Regions from separate parts of the Homo sapiens genome. Here region 1 is linked to region 2. Evidence: chromatin loops called from intact Hi-C (ENCODE). Cell type or tissue: CD4-positive, alpha-beta T cell. All regions are shown on one strand.

Region 1 (8,000 bases), 550 kb after region 2:
TCACTATGGGAACAGGGTGAGGAATAGAGCCCCCAGGCAGAAGCAGCAACTTAAGCACCTGAGTGGAGTTGAGAGACTCCCTGGCATAACTAGAGCTGGGTTGCGGGGGAAGAGAGTGATGAGAGATGAGCCTGGGGAGCTACACTGAGGGTTTTGGCCTAGTTCTGTGTCAATGGGAAGACATTGAAGGATATTAATAGGCATAGAGAGAGCACAGGGGAGAGAGTTTAGAATTAGAAGCCTAGGAAGACTTCCTGGAGAAGGTGACTTTTGAGCAGTCCCTGAAGTGATGGCCAGGAGTTTGGGAGATAGAGAGGAAGGGACTTGCAAGAAGAGGGAACAGTGAGGGAAAGTATGACAGGTACAGGGCCATCTGCAGAATAGCCAAGGCCACCAAAGGATAATGGAGGAGATGTCACAGGAAGGGCCATGGAGGGTCAAAGAGGGGAGAGAACACTCTGGGCTGGTGTGGTCAGAGAAAACTCTATAAAGAAAATGAATGAATCAATGAATCAGCCAGCCAATGAGGAGCCTTGATTGGAGCCATCGAGTGTGACAGGTGTGAGTAAGCATTGGTTCCGTACAAAGGCAGCCTGCCCCTGGCCCTTGCTTCTGCCCTTTCACCACATGTCTCATCGAAACTGACATGTCTGAGATCCCCTTCTTTGGAACCCCACTGGGAATCTCAAAACTAATATTTTGAGCTAATTGTGGTTGCAGATGGAGCAAATCCTAGATTCCATACAACCTAAGCCTTTGATTTTACATCTGAGGAAACTAAAGTCCGGAGATGGAAAGTGACTTATCCAAGGTCACGTAGCAAGAAAGTCAGCATGACTAGTGCCAGGAATCCCAACCCCTCCCTCAGGGCTCCCTCCATCTCACTGCCCTGCCTCTTAGTCGTCAGCCACCAGGGGCTTGTGGTGGACAAAGGCACTTCTCTTTACCACAGAGACTTCTGGAGGTGGACTCAAAGGAACAAATCTGTTATGGTGAGACTTCAAGCAAGGGAGATACATGGGTGTTGTAGTCCCGCAGATAGACCAGGTGGATAACTGAACACATTCCCCAGAGCTGGGGCTGGCCTGAGCCCTAGGCGCAGAGTGGGGAGGTGTGAGGAGCTAGGAGGTTCACCTACATTGATTCAATTTCATAGAAACCTCATGGCAAAGGTGATATGAATCCCATTTTGCAGAAATTGAGGTTTCAGGAGGTTAAGAGGTTTTCCAAGGCATGAAGGTAACAGTATTAGGATTTGCTCTTGGGCCATTCCCTCTTGGCCCGAGAACACCATCACAGTCAGCCTCTCCCATCAGTTACTCTCCTGTCAAGGGCCTGGGCAACCCCACAGTGGAAGATTTGCTCTGCATCAGGTCAATAACAGCCCATTAGGAAGGCTCTGTTTAATAAACCATTAATGTTGAATTATTGAAGGGATAAGAAAGTGCTAGGAAGATTCAGATAGACAGAGGTAGGGAGGGAGTCTAGCAGGGAAGGGCCAATGAAAGAATATTAATTTAATATCCATGAGCAAGACATCCTCTTGGGTGTGACTGTAGGCATTTATAGCAACCACATTATAAACCGTGTCCCACCATTTTACAGAGAAGGAAACTGAGTCTTACAGAGGTGCCCTAACAGCCACAGGGTGTGGACACAGGGGGCACTGGCAAGTTCAATTATTGGGAATACCTTTGTTTATCATATGAGCTTCACTCATGAAAATTTTTACCAAACTTTATAAAGTGAGGCTGATCCTTTGAGCTAGAAAGAAAAAAGAAGCTGAACCATCTTTTTCCTCCCTGTATCCATTTCAGACACTGCCCCTCCCTGCTGGTCTAGCCAGTCAGTGTTTTCTGCTCTTGGTTAGCAATTTCCTTCCAGCTCCTGGGGCATTTTCCATGACACTCAGCTGGGAATAGAAAAACAAGACAAAAATCAAGCTATGGTGTTAGGATCACTTGACCAGGCATTGGAATCCATGATTCTGAAGTCTTTAGGAAACATCATATTTGATGTACCAAAAAAAACTCACTGCCCACATGACCTATTGAGGAGCTCCACAGGAGAGCAACAGCAGGCACAACAGTCTCTGCCAAAGGCCCTGATATGGTTTGGCTGTGTCCCCATTCAAATTCTGTCTTGAATTGCATCTCCCAGAATTCCCAAGTGTTGTGGGAGGGACCCGGCAGAGGTACTTGAATCATGGAGGCTGGTCTTTCTCATGCTATTCTCATGATAGTGACTAAGTCTCATGAGATCTGATGGGTTTATCAGGGGTTTCTGCTTTTGCTTCTTCCTCATTCTCTCTTGCTGCTGCCATGTAAGAAGTGCCTTTCACCCTCCACCATGATTATGAGACCTCCCCAGCCATGTGGAACTGTAAATCCAATTAAACCTCTTTTTCTTCCCAGCCTCAGGTATGTCTTTATCAGCAGCATAAAACCGGACTAATACAGTAAATTGGTACCAGGAGTGGGGTGTTGCTGAAAAGATACCTGAAAATGTGAAAGCAACTTTGGAACTGGGTATCGGGCAGAGGTTGGAACACTTTGGAGGCCTCAGAAGAAGATAGTAAAATGTGTGAGAAAGTTTGGAACTTTCTAGAGACTTGTTGAATGACTGACCAAAAACCTGATAGTGATATGGACAATAAGGTCCAGGCTGAGGTGGCCTCAGATGGAGATGAGGAACCTTTTGGGAGCTGCCTCAGATGGAGATGAGGAGCTTGTTGGGAACTGGAGCAAAGGTTACTCTTGTTATGTTTTAGCAAAGAGACTGGAAGCATTTTGCCCCTGCCCTAGAGATTTGTGGAACTTTGAACTTGAGAGAGATGGTTTAGGGTATCTGGTGGTACAAATTTCTAAGTAGCAAAGCATTCAAAATGTGACTTGGGTGCTGTTAAAAGCATTCCATTTTAAAAGAGAAACAGAGCATAAAGTTCAGAAAATTTGCAGCCTGATGATGCAGTAGAAAAGAAAAACCCATTTTCTGGGGAGAAATTCAAGCCAGCTGCAGAAATTTGCATAAGTAGCAAGGATCCTAATGATGATCTCCAAGACCATGGGGAAAATGTCTCCAGGCCATATCAGAGACCTTCACGGCAACCCCTGCCATCACAGGCCCAGAAGCCCAGGAGGAAAAAGTGGTTTTGTGAACTGGGCCCAGGGTCACCATGCTGTGTGCAGCCTAAGGCCTTGGTGCCCTGTGTCCCAGCTACTCCAGCCATGACTGAAAGGGTCAAACATACAGCTCAGGCTGTGGCTTTGGAGGGTGGAAGATCCAAGCCTTGGCAGCTCCCACATGGTGTTGAGCTTGCAGGTGCACAGAAGTCAAGAATTGAGGTTTGGGAACCTCCACCTAGATTTCAGAAGATGTATGGAAACTCCTGGATGCCCAGGCAAAAGTTTGCTGCAGGGATGGGGCCGTCATGGAGAACCTCTGCTAGGGCAGTACAGAAGGGAAATGTGGGGTCAGAGCCCCGACACGGAGTCCCTACTGGGGCACTGCCTATTGGAGCTGTAAGAAGAGGGCCACTGTCCTCCAGATCCCAGAATCCACCAACAGCTTGCACCGTACACCTGGAAAAACCACAGACACTCAATGCCAGCCCATGAAAGCAGCTGGGAGGGAGGCTGTACCCTGCAAAGCCACAAAGGCAGAGCTGCTGAAAACCATAAGAACCTACCTCTTGCGTCAGTGTGACCTGGATGTAAGACCTGGAGTCAAAAGAGATCATTTTGGAGCTTTAAAATTTGACTGCCCTGCTGTATTTTGGACTTGCATGGGTCCTGTAACCCCTTTGTTTTGGCCAATTTCTCCCATTTGGAACAGCTGTATTTACCCATTATCTGTACCCTCATTGTATCTAGGAAGTAACTAGCTTGCTTTTGATTTTACAGGCTCACAGGTGGAAGGGACTTGCCTTATCTCAGATGAGACTTGGGACTTGTGGACCTTTTGGTTAATGCTGAAATGAGTTAAGAGTTTGGGGGACTGTTGGGAGGGCAGGATTGGTTTTGAAATGTGAGGACATGAGGTTTGGAGGGCCAGGGGGAATGATATGGTTTGGCTGTGTCCCATTCAAATCTCAACTTGAATTGTATCTCCCAGAATTCCCATGTGTTGTGGGAGTCACCCAGGGGGAGGTAATTGAATCATGGGGGCTGGTCTTTCCCATGCTATTCTTGTGACAGTGAAAAGTCTCATGAGATGATATAATTGGTTTATCAGGGGTTTCCTTTTGCTTCTTCCTCATTCTCTCTTGCTGCCACCATGTAAAAGTGCCTTTCACCCTCTGCTACGATTATGAGACCTCACCAGCCATGTGGAACTGTAAGTCCAATTAAACCTCTTTTCTTCCCAGCCTCAGGTATGCCTTCATCAGCAGCATAAAAACGGACTACTCCAGCCAACTGCCCTAGGGACAGTCAGTCAGGTGGCCATCCCAGCCTCCTCCAAAGCCAGTAGCTCATTAAGCCAGGAGGGAAAAACCTACATAGTGAAGGCTTTGCTGGCAGCTTAGATGGAGAACTGGGGGCAAATCAGGGCAACATGAAAAGCCACTCCTCCACTCTCCAGGGAAAATCCCAGCCTCCCACCCCACTGTAGCATGGAGAGTTTGCACACGGTATATACTTAATACATATAAGTTGAATGCCTGAGTGAATACATAAATGACCCTTTGATAATCTGATTCCTCATCTGTCATAATCAGCTCAGGCTGCTACAACAAAATACCATAGACTGGATGGTGGCTAAAACAACATACACATATTTTTTCACAGTTCTGGAGGCCAGAAGTCTGAGATTATGATGGGTGTCAGCACAGCTGGGTTCTGGTGAGGGCTCTCTTCCTGGCTTGCGAACAGTTACCTTCTTGTGATGTTCTCACACGGCAGAAATATCTCTTTCTTCTCTGTTTTTTGTTTGTTTATTGTTTTTGTTTTGTTTTGTTTTTGAGACAGAGTTTCACTCTTGTTGCCCAGACTGGAGTGCAATGGCATGATCTCGGCTCACCGCAACCTCCACCTCCCAGGTTCAAGCAATTCTCCCACTTCAGCCTCCCTAGTAGCTGGGATTACAGGCATGTGCCACCACGCCCAGCTAATTTTTTGTATTTTTAGTAGAGACAGGGTTTCACCATGTTGGCCAGGCTGGTCTTGAACTCCTGACCTCAGGCGATCCACCCACCCTGGCCTCCCAAAGTGCTGGGATTACAGGCATGAGCCACCATGCCCGGCCTTCTTCTCTGTTATAAGGGCACAGTACTGTTGGATTAGGGCCCCACCCTTATGACTTCATTTAATTTAATTAATTCCTAAAGGTCTTATCTCCAGATACAGTCACATTGGGAGTTTAGGCTTCAACATATGAATTCATTTCATAGGACCAACCAAGGAAGGAATTTAATCATGATGTCATAAAAGGCTGCCAACATTCAATATGCCTCTCTAGTAAACCTAGCAAAGGCCTTTGCCATCCTTGCTCCATCTGGGAGCCCCTTAGAGTAATTTTGCTACATTTTCTTAAGGCTGCCATGACCAAGCCAGGTCTCTGTAGAGCCTGCCTAGTGGATACTGTATTCAAGTCTGAGAGGGGGAGTTCAAAGTCCTCAGCAGCTTCCTGCAGAAGACAGCACTGTGAAAGATTGGAGATGCACGGCTCTTCCTGGGCGCAGGAAGAGTGCTGTCCTGAAAGCTGGGCCTTCCTGTGTCCTTCCATTCCCCTGTAAGACCTTAGGCAATTCGCTCCCCTTCTAGAGGCCATGTTTAAAATGAGGGTGGCGAATTGATGATTTCTGAGAGCCTCCCACTACTCTTGCTTTACCTATGTCTAGAGAAAAGTAGATTCAGAGAGACAAAAGTAAACTGCTTAAGATTTAGGCCAAGAAAGAATTCTGACTTCTTTGCTAACTGTCGAGAACCCTTGGGCAAATGGTTTAATCTCTGAATTTCTCCGTCTGGAGATGGCGGTTATAATAATTACCTCCTTCAGGGATTTCCAGCATCACTGTGATAGACTGATTGTTTTAGGGCCCTGATTCTTCACCCTTCTCTGTGCCCATGAACTTTGCCTGTGACTTTGTAAGTCCTCCTGCTGTGAAGAGAGAGAGTCTTTCTCCCTGCTGTGGGTGGAATGTTTGCCTTCTCCCAAAACGTATATGCTGAAACCTAAACACCAACATGATGGTATTAGAAGATGGGGCCTTTGGGAGATGATTAGGTCATGAGTAATCCCATGAATGGGATTACTACCCTTTTGAAAAAAGGCCCCAGAGAACTGCCTTGCCCATTTCGCCACATGAAGACACAGTGAGAAGGCAACATCTACGAACAAAGAAGCGGGTCCTCACTAGACACCAAATCTGTCTGCACACCTTGATCTTGGACTTCCCAATCTCCAAATCTCTGAGAAATAAATTTTTGTTGTTTATAAGCTACCTAGTCTATGGAATTTTGTTAGAGCAGCCTGCGTGAACTCTGTGATTCAGAGTTCGGCCATGTCACTTGCTTTGGCCAGTGAGATGTTAACAAATGTGACACAAGCAGAAATTTGAGAAAGTGCTTACAGACTGGGTTTGCTTACTTTTGCACTCTGCCATGGCCATGAGAACATGCCTCAGCTAGCCTGCTGGAGGGTGAGAAACACACAGAATGGAGCCAATATGCCCTAGTTGTCCCAGACGAGGCCAGCAAAGATCACCCAGCAGCCAACACATCCCCAACACATAAAGAGCTCTGCCAAGGCCAAGAGGACCTCCCACCTGACTCATCAGACCAACAAGCTAAAAAGACTGATTTTTTTAAGTCACCGAGTTTGGGATGGTTTGTTGCACAGTATTATTTTGGCAATTAATAACTGACACAATCATAAAATGACACACAACAGGTACTCAATAAGTGTTTATTTCCTGCATCATCTCCCCACCCCAGACCTTCAAGTGCAAACTTAGTTCTTACAACGATAGTTGGGAGACATAAATTGTGGTCCTGGTGCATTTTAAGCTTCAATCTCATTGTTACTCCTGCTTCAGATTGATTACAGACGCTGACTGCTCAATTTTGATTAAATACTAAATCATAAGCTGCTTACAAAATGCCTGCAAAAAGCTGACATTTATGAAGTCCAATAAACTACTTGTAAGAACAGGAGTGCTAGATTGGGAGAAAAAAATAAAATCTTCATCCAAACAAACATCGGTTGACAGCAGACAGATGGTCAGAATCCCTTACTTGTAAACTGGAAAAATTAAGATTTGGCAAGAGTTGTCTGAAAAGAACTAGCAAACATCAAAGTTTCCCCTTTCAATGCTGGTGTTTTTCTGGGCCTGACTTCAATATTTTCACAGGCTACTGCACGGAAAAGGTGTTGCAGGCCTCCGCGTTGCTGGCAAGGAAAGGCTAAGAAATACCAGCAACGATTTATAGGAAGCAAGGTTGCCAACATTCCAAAGAGTGAGCGTTTAAAAGCCAGCAACTGCACATTCCCATAAATCCCCATAACTCAGCATCAGGCCTTCCCCTTAATCTGCTGAGGTGTGAGGGAAGGGAAGGTGGAATTTTCTAACTCGATTTTCCACTTGGATCAGCTTTCACAGGGGTGACTGTTGAGTTAATCTTTCAGGGGCCGCAGAAGTCTTAATAGTAATGGAATCCACCCTTAAAAGCAGAGGGCCGGGCTCTCCTTATGTTTGTTAAATGAAGTAATAAGAGTGCTAAGAGGGGCTTTGGCTCTGGCAACAAGCCCCATAGCTTCAGGAGAGGCAAAGGCTTTGACTGTCCTGGTTCTCATTTTTCCCTGACTTCTCGGTGACCTTAGAAGTGTTCAGAGAGTGAGTTTGTGCAGATGAGGTGAGCTTGTGTAGTTATCTGGCTATGTACAGAGTATGCCAAGGATTGGCAAGCTGGCATGGCTCCAAACATGGCCCTCGTGCACCCCTTGGGAGCATTGCTTCTGCTGCTTTGATTGCTCGGGACTCACACAAGCCCATGACTTTA
Region 2 (8,000 bases):
GGTAGGCTTGTGACCCAGCCCTCCACACCAGCCTGGAAAGTTTGGAGGTCGGGCTCCCACCCTCTCTCAGCACCTTGAATGACCTTGCTGAGTATTGATGATGAGTTCTCATCAGCACTAGTGATAATATGAAAATCACTATAATTAGAGCTGGCAGGTTGGTCTTGCTCTGCATTAGAGATGATGTGAATTGCTTATAGGGGAATTCCCCACCCCCAAGTCCCACCCCACCTGGGAGAAGAGCTTCACACCCCAGACCTGGCTCTCTCCAGCTCTCCAGTCTCCCCTGGGCCCCCGGGGCCAAGGCCAAAGTTCTCTGGGCACAGTTTTGTGCCCAAAAATTACCCCTTATGCCTGCAATTTTCCATTTGCACCTTCAAAATAGAGTGCAACTGGCTAATTGCCATGGCAATTAGGTAATTGCAGGTGCAATTAACATCTTTCCAGCAAAGCAGGGGGAGAGGGAGGGGAGACAGGGGAAGAGAGAAACAGTGAGAGGAAATGCAGGAGCCTGCAAGACAGACCAAGAGGTTGTGAGAGAAAAACCGAGGGGATGGGGAGAGAAAACAAGAGTGGGTGGGCAAGGAGAGAGATGGGATGGCTAGAAAGAAGAAAGGTGTGTGTACAAAGAAAAATACATCAATAAGACTCAGCCACTGTCTTGGAGGAGCTGATGGCCTAGAGGTGAGAAGGAGGCCCAGAGCAGAGCAGGAAGGTGGATGTGGAGCATTCCAGCCTGGTGGCACCGGGAAGCTTTCCCAGGGAAGGTGGTGCCTGAGCTGAGCCTGGAGAAGGGCTTCTATAGGTGGGCAAAGGGAGGCGGGAGTCCTGGTGGTTATATCAGCATGAGCCAAGGTCCAGAGGTGTGTGAGCCCAAGTATGCCCCATAGGACTTCCTGCCATAATGGGAATGTTCCAGACCTGCACTGCCCAGGCCAGTAGCCACCAGCCATGTGTGGCTATTGAGGACTCAAAATGTGGCTAGTGCTATTGAGGAATTGGATTTTTAATATTATTTAACCCTAAATTGAAATTTAAATAGTCACATATGCTCCGGTATTGATCCACACAGACCACAGAGGAATGGGAATGGGGCCTGGATGCCAGGGAAAGGCCCCATAGCAGCTGTCCCCCTCCTAGTCCAGGGGACTGGAGAGGTGGCATCAGGTACCGAGATGGGGAGGACAGAAGAGGGGTTGAGAAGAATGGGTTGGGGCACCACATGTTTGGATGAAGACTTGTTCACCATGAGGAGATGGTTAGGGAACCATGGCAAGTTTGGGATTGAAGCCCCTGTCCCTGCCCTCCCTTCCCTCAGTACCCTTGTCGCTGTAGAGGTGTCTCCTTCCTGGTGTCTCATTTGGGGAAAGCTCCACACTCATTCTCTACACGGTTTGGGAGAAGGAGAGGACTGTGCCTCTCCCTGTCCCTCCAGCCCCACTGTCCCTAGGCCCAGCCCCAACCCAGCAGCCCAACTGCCTTTACAGCAAAATAAGCTTCAGTGAGGTCACGTGGACTCAGGGCAGCCACACACACTCATACGTATCCACACTCAAACATACAAATACATATGGTCACACCATCACCCCTGGACACACTCATACAAGCACACACACCCTCAAATCCAAGTGCACACAGCCTCACAGACAACACACACACAAGTGCTTGGGGCAGTGTTTACAAAGCCCTGGAGGGGCTGGGAGGCTCCCGCCCTGTGCAGGTGGTTGGAGGTGTGGATCACCATTAGCACCAGTGACATTCAAGGACAGAGCCCAGAGACCCACTGCAGGGGTGCCTTCATTGGGTCCCCTTTCCCTTTCTCACCTTTCAGCTGGAAAGGCTCTGGCCAGGCCCGGGCTGCGAACACCAGGCTACATTTGGGGAGGGGTGTGGCCCCAGGACTGCGCTGTGGTGCACCCTGCCTCACCCTTGCCATCTCGTCACCCTCTCTCCCAGCCTCCTGCCCCACTGCTCCTTTGCACGCTCTGCCTGCCTGACATCTCTCTCTGTCTCCTCTCTCTCTTTCTCGTTCCCACTCTCTCCTCCCTCCCCTTGCTTGGGTCCTTCCTAATCTCCTTCCCTCACAGTGTCTGGTTCCCTCTCCTGTGCTAGAACCAAACCTTCCAACCCATGAAACTCCAACCCTAGGGCTGCCGCACCAGACTTCTGGAATGTTCTCCTTTGCTGATGTTGTGGCCTGGCTGTGAAAGCCCCTAGGACCTGAGAACAGGACTCTCTGGACTGCAGCAGCAGAATGAGTGTGGTCAGTGTCTAGGCCAGCAGAGGGGACAGCAGGCCTTGTGGAAGACAGAGGGTGAAGACCCTTCACGCAGTCCATTGTCTGAGTGTGCACATATGTGCCTGTGTGTGTCTGCACGCTCACGCACATATGCACATAAACTCTCTACCCTGGAGACTAGAGGGAGCTGTGTGGGTAACTCACTGGGAGATCTTGAGCAAGTCACCACCCACCTCCAGGTTGCAGTTTCCTTTCTCTGAAACAAAGATCATTGTCTGGTCCTGGTGTGCAGAGTCCTTGGGAAGGGCTGGGGAGATGCCCCCCAGAACAGCTTGGCTTTGGTTGGGCTGAAATAGATTTTACTGGAAAGCAAAGCACTGTGGCTAAAGCACAATGCATGGTCACACAGGTACCTTCCCTCCCTGGAATCCTATAATGCAATGAGTCCCTACTGGTTTTTTTTCCCCAGCCTTACCCCAGCCCTACCCAGTGCTTGACACAGGCCTGGGCATAAAGGAGTTGGTCATCCAGAGGAGGCCCGGAGGTAGCCTGTGGGTGGTCTGTCTGTCTGCCCTCTTGTGGTTGGTGCTGCTCAGGTCCCGGTAGACGGTGGGAGTTAGAAGCCCAAGGCCCTGCACCAGGATGCAGAAATGGGGAGGCAGCAGTTGGTACAGGAAGAACATGGCTTCACACACTCAGTCCCAAACCCACCTGCCTCACGGCCAGGCATTGAGATTGCACCCACCTCTCTCACACCCCATTCTCAAGCTGCACATCCTCATTTTGTGGCTACACCCGTGCACATGCGGGCACACACACACCTCCAGGTCAAGGCAGCCCTCCATGTTGATTTCAACTTGATTTCATCTGTATAAATGCCAGGCACAAAAAGCACAGCATGGAGCTGTCCTTCAGAAGCCCGTTTGAATTTCCCCAAAGATAATCCATTAGATAGGGAGTGGGGGAGGCACACAGGACAGAAGAAACAACAGAAATCCCATCTGTTTAAGGAAAAAAGGCATTTATTAAATGATTTTCAGTTGAGCCCTTGGTCAGTCTCTGCGAGGACTAGAGACCCAAACATAAAGGCCACACCACCAGGACCCAATCCTAAAGCCACCCTGTAGGACTGGCCATGGGGTCACCACGGTACTCTCAGCCAGCACACTTTCTACCATGGACGCTGGGCACCGGGTGCCAACCCTGAGTCCCGCCCACAGCTGCCCCTGGGAGAGGGGGCCCAGCAGCTGGCACTCCTGCTGGACGGGGGTCTCACAGCATCTGCTTCTTCAGACGCCTGACTGCAGGCTGAGGTCCCACGTGAGCATATCTGCTAGCAGAGCTGAGGTCACGTGACTGAGCTCTGGCTGCCGAGGAGCAGGAAAACCAGTAAGTGGCAGCTGCCTTAGAAGCGAGAAACTCACACGTGAGGAATTCCCAGGCAGAGGGAAGAACAAGTAGGCAGAAAGATGGACAAATGGCCCAGCACCCCAGACGGCCTGGGCCCTCTGCACAGCCTGACCTGCTCTAACCACTCACCTCTCCAGCCCCTCACTGAGGACCCAATCTGGTTGCCACCCTCGTCCCTTCCGCCTGGTTTCTAGAGCCTCCAACCTCATGAGCTGGCCCAGCCAGGCCCTCTGCCTTTGGGGCCCCAAGAGCACAGCAGGCTTCCAGGGCTGGTGAGGCGGGGGCGTCAGCAAACCACAGGCCATGCCTTTCCGGTGACATTTGGCTCAGGCTGGGGTTGAGGTCGGCTTCAGACTCAGTGAGAGAAACACACACCACCCCGCAAGCTTCCTCTAAGAAGGGCTCCGAGAGGAGAGGGCTGCATCTTGTGCAGGCAGGAGAGTCAGGGGTGGAGCAAGGGATGCCCGGCTTCTGACTACCATGCTGTCTACCTGTCATGGCAGCAGTGGCAGCTGACGACCACCAAGTACTCGCCACGTTTCTGGCGCTGTGCCAAGCATGCAACTCTTAACGTCCTGGCAGCACCTGAGTTAGGACCCACTGTCTCCATGTTACAGATGAGGAAACCGAGGCAAAGAGAGGTTAAATAACTCACCTGGGGCCACTGGCTACTGAGTGGCGGAACCAGGATTTGAACCCAGTCTGGTCCAGAGCCCTTCACCACTTTGTTAAATGGCCCCTCGGTTTATTTATCCTCTCTGTCCCTCTGTTTTTCCCTCTAAAAGAAGAGCCCCAGGTGGCCAAGGGACATGGAGTAGTGGAGGAGCACCCAGCTCACAGCTTTTCCCTCTAAAAGATGAGCCCCAGGTGGCCAAGGGACATGGCGTGGTGGAGGACCACCACGTGTGTGAGCACCAGCTCACAGATGGTGACTTAGGGTTTCCACCCTGCTCTGCTTTCCCTTGGCTGTGGACCCTGGGCAGTTAGTTAACTTCTCTGAGACTTAGTTTTTCTCACCTGAAATGTAGAGCAATGAGGTCTACCTGCAGGAAGTTTGTGGGAGCAATGAAGTTGTGGGTGCCTCGCACCTGGCAGGTGCTCAGGAAATGCAGGACCAAAAGCACTCAAGCCTGAACCCCTCAGATGGCCCCTGGGTAAGGAAACGCTGCAGCTCCCCCAACCACCCAGCAATACCTGAGTCTCAGACACCCAGTGAGATGGGAGACCACGAGCCCAGCCTGAGGAGCCATCCTTGCTAGGCCATATGACCAGCTCCCTGAGCTAGGTCTCACGGAAGTCGCTTTGTGCCCCTGCCCCCATGTGTCCTGTGTCACTACCCAGTCCTTCCTGTCATGAGGAAGCAGCCACATGCCCTCCTCACCCTGGACCTTGGGGCCCTCAGGACCAGCTCTTCCTTTGAAAAGAGGAAGATGGAAGGCAGCAATTCTTAGCCTCACCAGGAAAATGCAGCCTGCCGCTCTCCTATTGGAATCAAGGTTGTCTAGATTGGGTAGGTGGGGGTGGGATAGTTGTGGGTAGGGGAATTTTGAATTCAGGAGTCCCTCAGGTCAGAAAAAACAATTTTGGCTGGGCGTGGTGGCTCATGTGTGTAATCCCAGCACTTTGGGAGGCCGAGGCAGGAGGATCACTTGAGCCCAGAAGTTCGAGATCAGCCTGGGTAACATAGAAAGACCTCTTCTTAGAGGTCTTCTTAGAATCTTACACCTAGGAGGGCAAGGGATCTTTTGTCTTGCACCCCTCCCTCCTGAGCTGTGGTGGCTGCCTCCCTAGAACACTGCTGACTGTGTCCGGACTTAGGGAGAAAGAGCACTGTGATTGATTAGCGATGTCTGCCTTGGGCAGGGGATGAGACATACATAGTCTGTATTTGCCATCCTGTATCTAAATATCTGCCCATGAGGCCTGAAACCCATTCTCTTCCAGTCCTCCCTCCTTTACTCTCAAGTTCCCTAGAACAAGCCATCTCTCATCTAAGACATTGCCCAAACAGAACTCTTCCATAGCCTCCACCGACTGCATGGCTGTTTTGTTTCTCATGCATTTCTCCCAGATGATGAAAACCTAGACCAGCGGTTCTCAACTGGAAGCAATTTTGCCCCCCAGGTGACATTTGGCGATGCCTAAAGACATTTCTGGTTGTCAAAACTGGAAGGGTGGGGGTGGGGTGCTTCTATAGGTATCTAGTGGATGGAGGCTAAAGATGCTGTTAAGCATCCCACGATGGACAGGGAAACCTCCTACAACGGTTGAATTTGGCTCAAACTGTCAGGAATGCTCAGGTTGAGAAGCCCAGGTCTAGAGAATAGACTGCTTTCTTGCTCCCACTAGAGTGATCTGTTGGGCTCCCAGCCCAGCACCCCTAACCCTTCAAGCCGGGATCAACCTCCCTCTCTCATTCACAACTTCATCCATCACTGAGACCCCTGGGTTCCTCGGCATGGTTCACAAATCCTTTCAGGATCTCCCTCCACCCCAGATCTCACCTCTCACCCAAGTGTTCTTCCACCCACTTGCTCTTCCCTGCACCGCCCCTTTCTATCCGTTTAGCAAATTTCTACTCGTCCTTTAAAACTCAGATTAGACATCACCTTCTCCAGGAAGCCTTCCCTGTCTCATCCTCCACGAGGACCAGTGTAACCAGTCACACCCTCTGTGATACTTCTGTTTCTTGCAAAACCCTCTGCTGCTGTACTGACACCCCGCATCGTATTTTATGTTATTTGTTTAAATGACCACTTTCTTCATATGATCATCAACTTTGTGAAAGCAGGGACTGGGTTTTATTCACTTCGTATTCCAGCCTGGCACCTTGTGAGGCTCAGTCAGTAGCTCAGCCCGTCCTGCCTCTTGGCTGCTGTTCCCGCCTTGCATCAGCCTCATCCAGGACTCACACTGTTGGGTTCCCACAGCAGAGTAGTTAAGGGGTGGGGGATGTTCAAATCCAGCTCCTGCAACTCACTAGCTGAGTGACCTAGGGCAAGATGCTTCACCTCTCCGTGTTTCATCTGTGAAGTGGGGGCAATAATGAAACCTATCACATAGTCATGATGATTAAATGACCTCATAGATGGAAACAGCTTAGAACAGTGCCTGATACACAGCAGGGGTTCAAACAGAGTTACTGCTGATCATCAGGTAGGATTCTCTACCCATGCCATAATCCTGCCTTGGGTGCCCACCATGTCCCATTTCTTCATAGACCCATCATCTCGGAACCATGACTGCCTTCCACTGTTCCCTGCTACCTGTTTTCCGTCCCTGATGTCCTCCTGCACGTTCATCTCCTGGGGCCTGGGGCCAAATGCTCTGGGCTTCCTAGACTGTGCTGATACCCTTCTCAGCCAGCTGCTGTCCTCCCTGGGCTCCTGCAGGGAGCCTTTGTCCTGCATCTGACCAGAGACCTTTTAGAAGCTGATATGGTTTGGATGTGTGTCCCCTCCAAATCTCATGTTGAAATGTGATCCCCAGTGTTGGAGGTGGGGATCTGGTGGGAGGTGTTTGGGTCATGGGGGGTGGATTCCTTATGAATGGCTTGGTGCTCTCGTCATGGCAATGAGTGAGTTTTTGCTTTGAGTCCACATGAGATCTGGTTGTTTAAGAGTGTAGAGGCCGGGCACGGTGGCCCACGCCTGTAATCCCAGCACTTTGGGAGGTTGAGGTGGGTGGATCATGAGGTCAGGAGATCGAGACCATCCTGGCCAACATGGCAAAACCCATCTCTACTAAAAATACAAAAGTTAGCCAGGCGTGGTGGTGGGTGCTTGTAATCCCAGCTATTTGGGAGGCTGAGGCAGGAGACTCTCTTGAACCTGGGAGGCGGAGGTTACAGTGAGCCAAGATCACGCCACTGCACTACAGCCTGGTGACGGACAGAGCGAGAATCCGTCTCAAAATAAAAAAGAAAAGAAAAGAGTGTGGGACCTCCCCCCGGCCCCCGACCCCTACCTCTCTTTCTCATCACATGATGCGCTGGCTCCCCTTCATCTTCAGTCATGATTGGAAGCTTCCTGTGGCCTCACCAGGAACAGATGTTGGCACCATGCTTCCGGTATAGCCTGCAGAACCATGAGCCAATTAAAGCTCTCTTCTTTATAAATTACCTTTATAGTAACCAAAAAAATGGACTAATGCAGAAGCCCTGCAGTGCCTAGAAAAGAGCCAAGCCTGTTAGACTGACTCAGGAAGTCCTAGCTGGGTGAACGACTGACTGATGGGATTTGTCAAGTGGGAGCCAAGGGCTGCAGGGGAGGGGAGAATAGGCTGCGGCCGGGGGAGGCGGGGAGGCAGGAGGCAGGAGGCAGGAGGCAGGAGGCAGGAGGCAGGAGGCAGG

The links. A loop is a pair of places that touch in the nucleus more often than their neighbours do. Peaks named below come from ENCODE experiments on the same cell type or tissue, not always from the same donor. Only the 100,000 strongest peaks of a DNase experiment are listed, where the experiment ranks them.
Region 1: a loop joins it to region 2, with 2.9 times the contacts of the local background. A loop is called at or near these places in 2 of 110 quality-filtered maps.

Annotation. Positions count from the first base shown.
Region 1 is chr15:69,703,105-69,711,104 of GRCh38, reverse strand. No RefSeq gene overlaps it. Among named protein-coding and RNA genes, the nearest start is that of PCAT29, 110 kb to the right of the region's middle. In CD4-positive, alpha-beta T cell, no CTCF peak of the experiment used is centred here; no DNase peak of the experiment used is centred here.
Region 2 is chr15:70,254,753-70,262,752 of GRCh38, reverse strand. No RefSeq gene overlaps it. Among named protein-coding and RNA genes, the nearest start is that of TLE3, 160 kb to the right of the region's middle. RefSeq lists enhancers at 1-55, 96-165, 2,350-2,569, 2,600-2,679, 3,738-3,827 and a silencer at 2,890-3,049. In CD4-positive, alpha-beta T cell, no CTCF peak of the experiment used is centred here; DNase peaks (open chromatin) are centred at 3,582, 3,952 and 4,972; H3K4me3 peaks cover 868 bases; H3K27ac peaks cover 1,201 bases.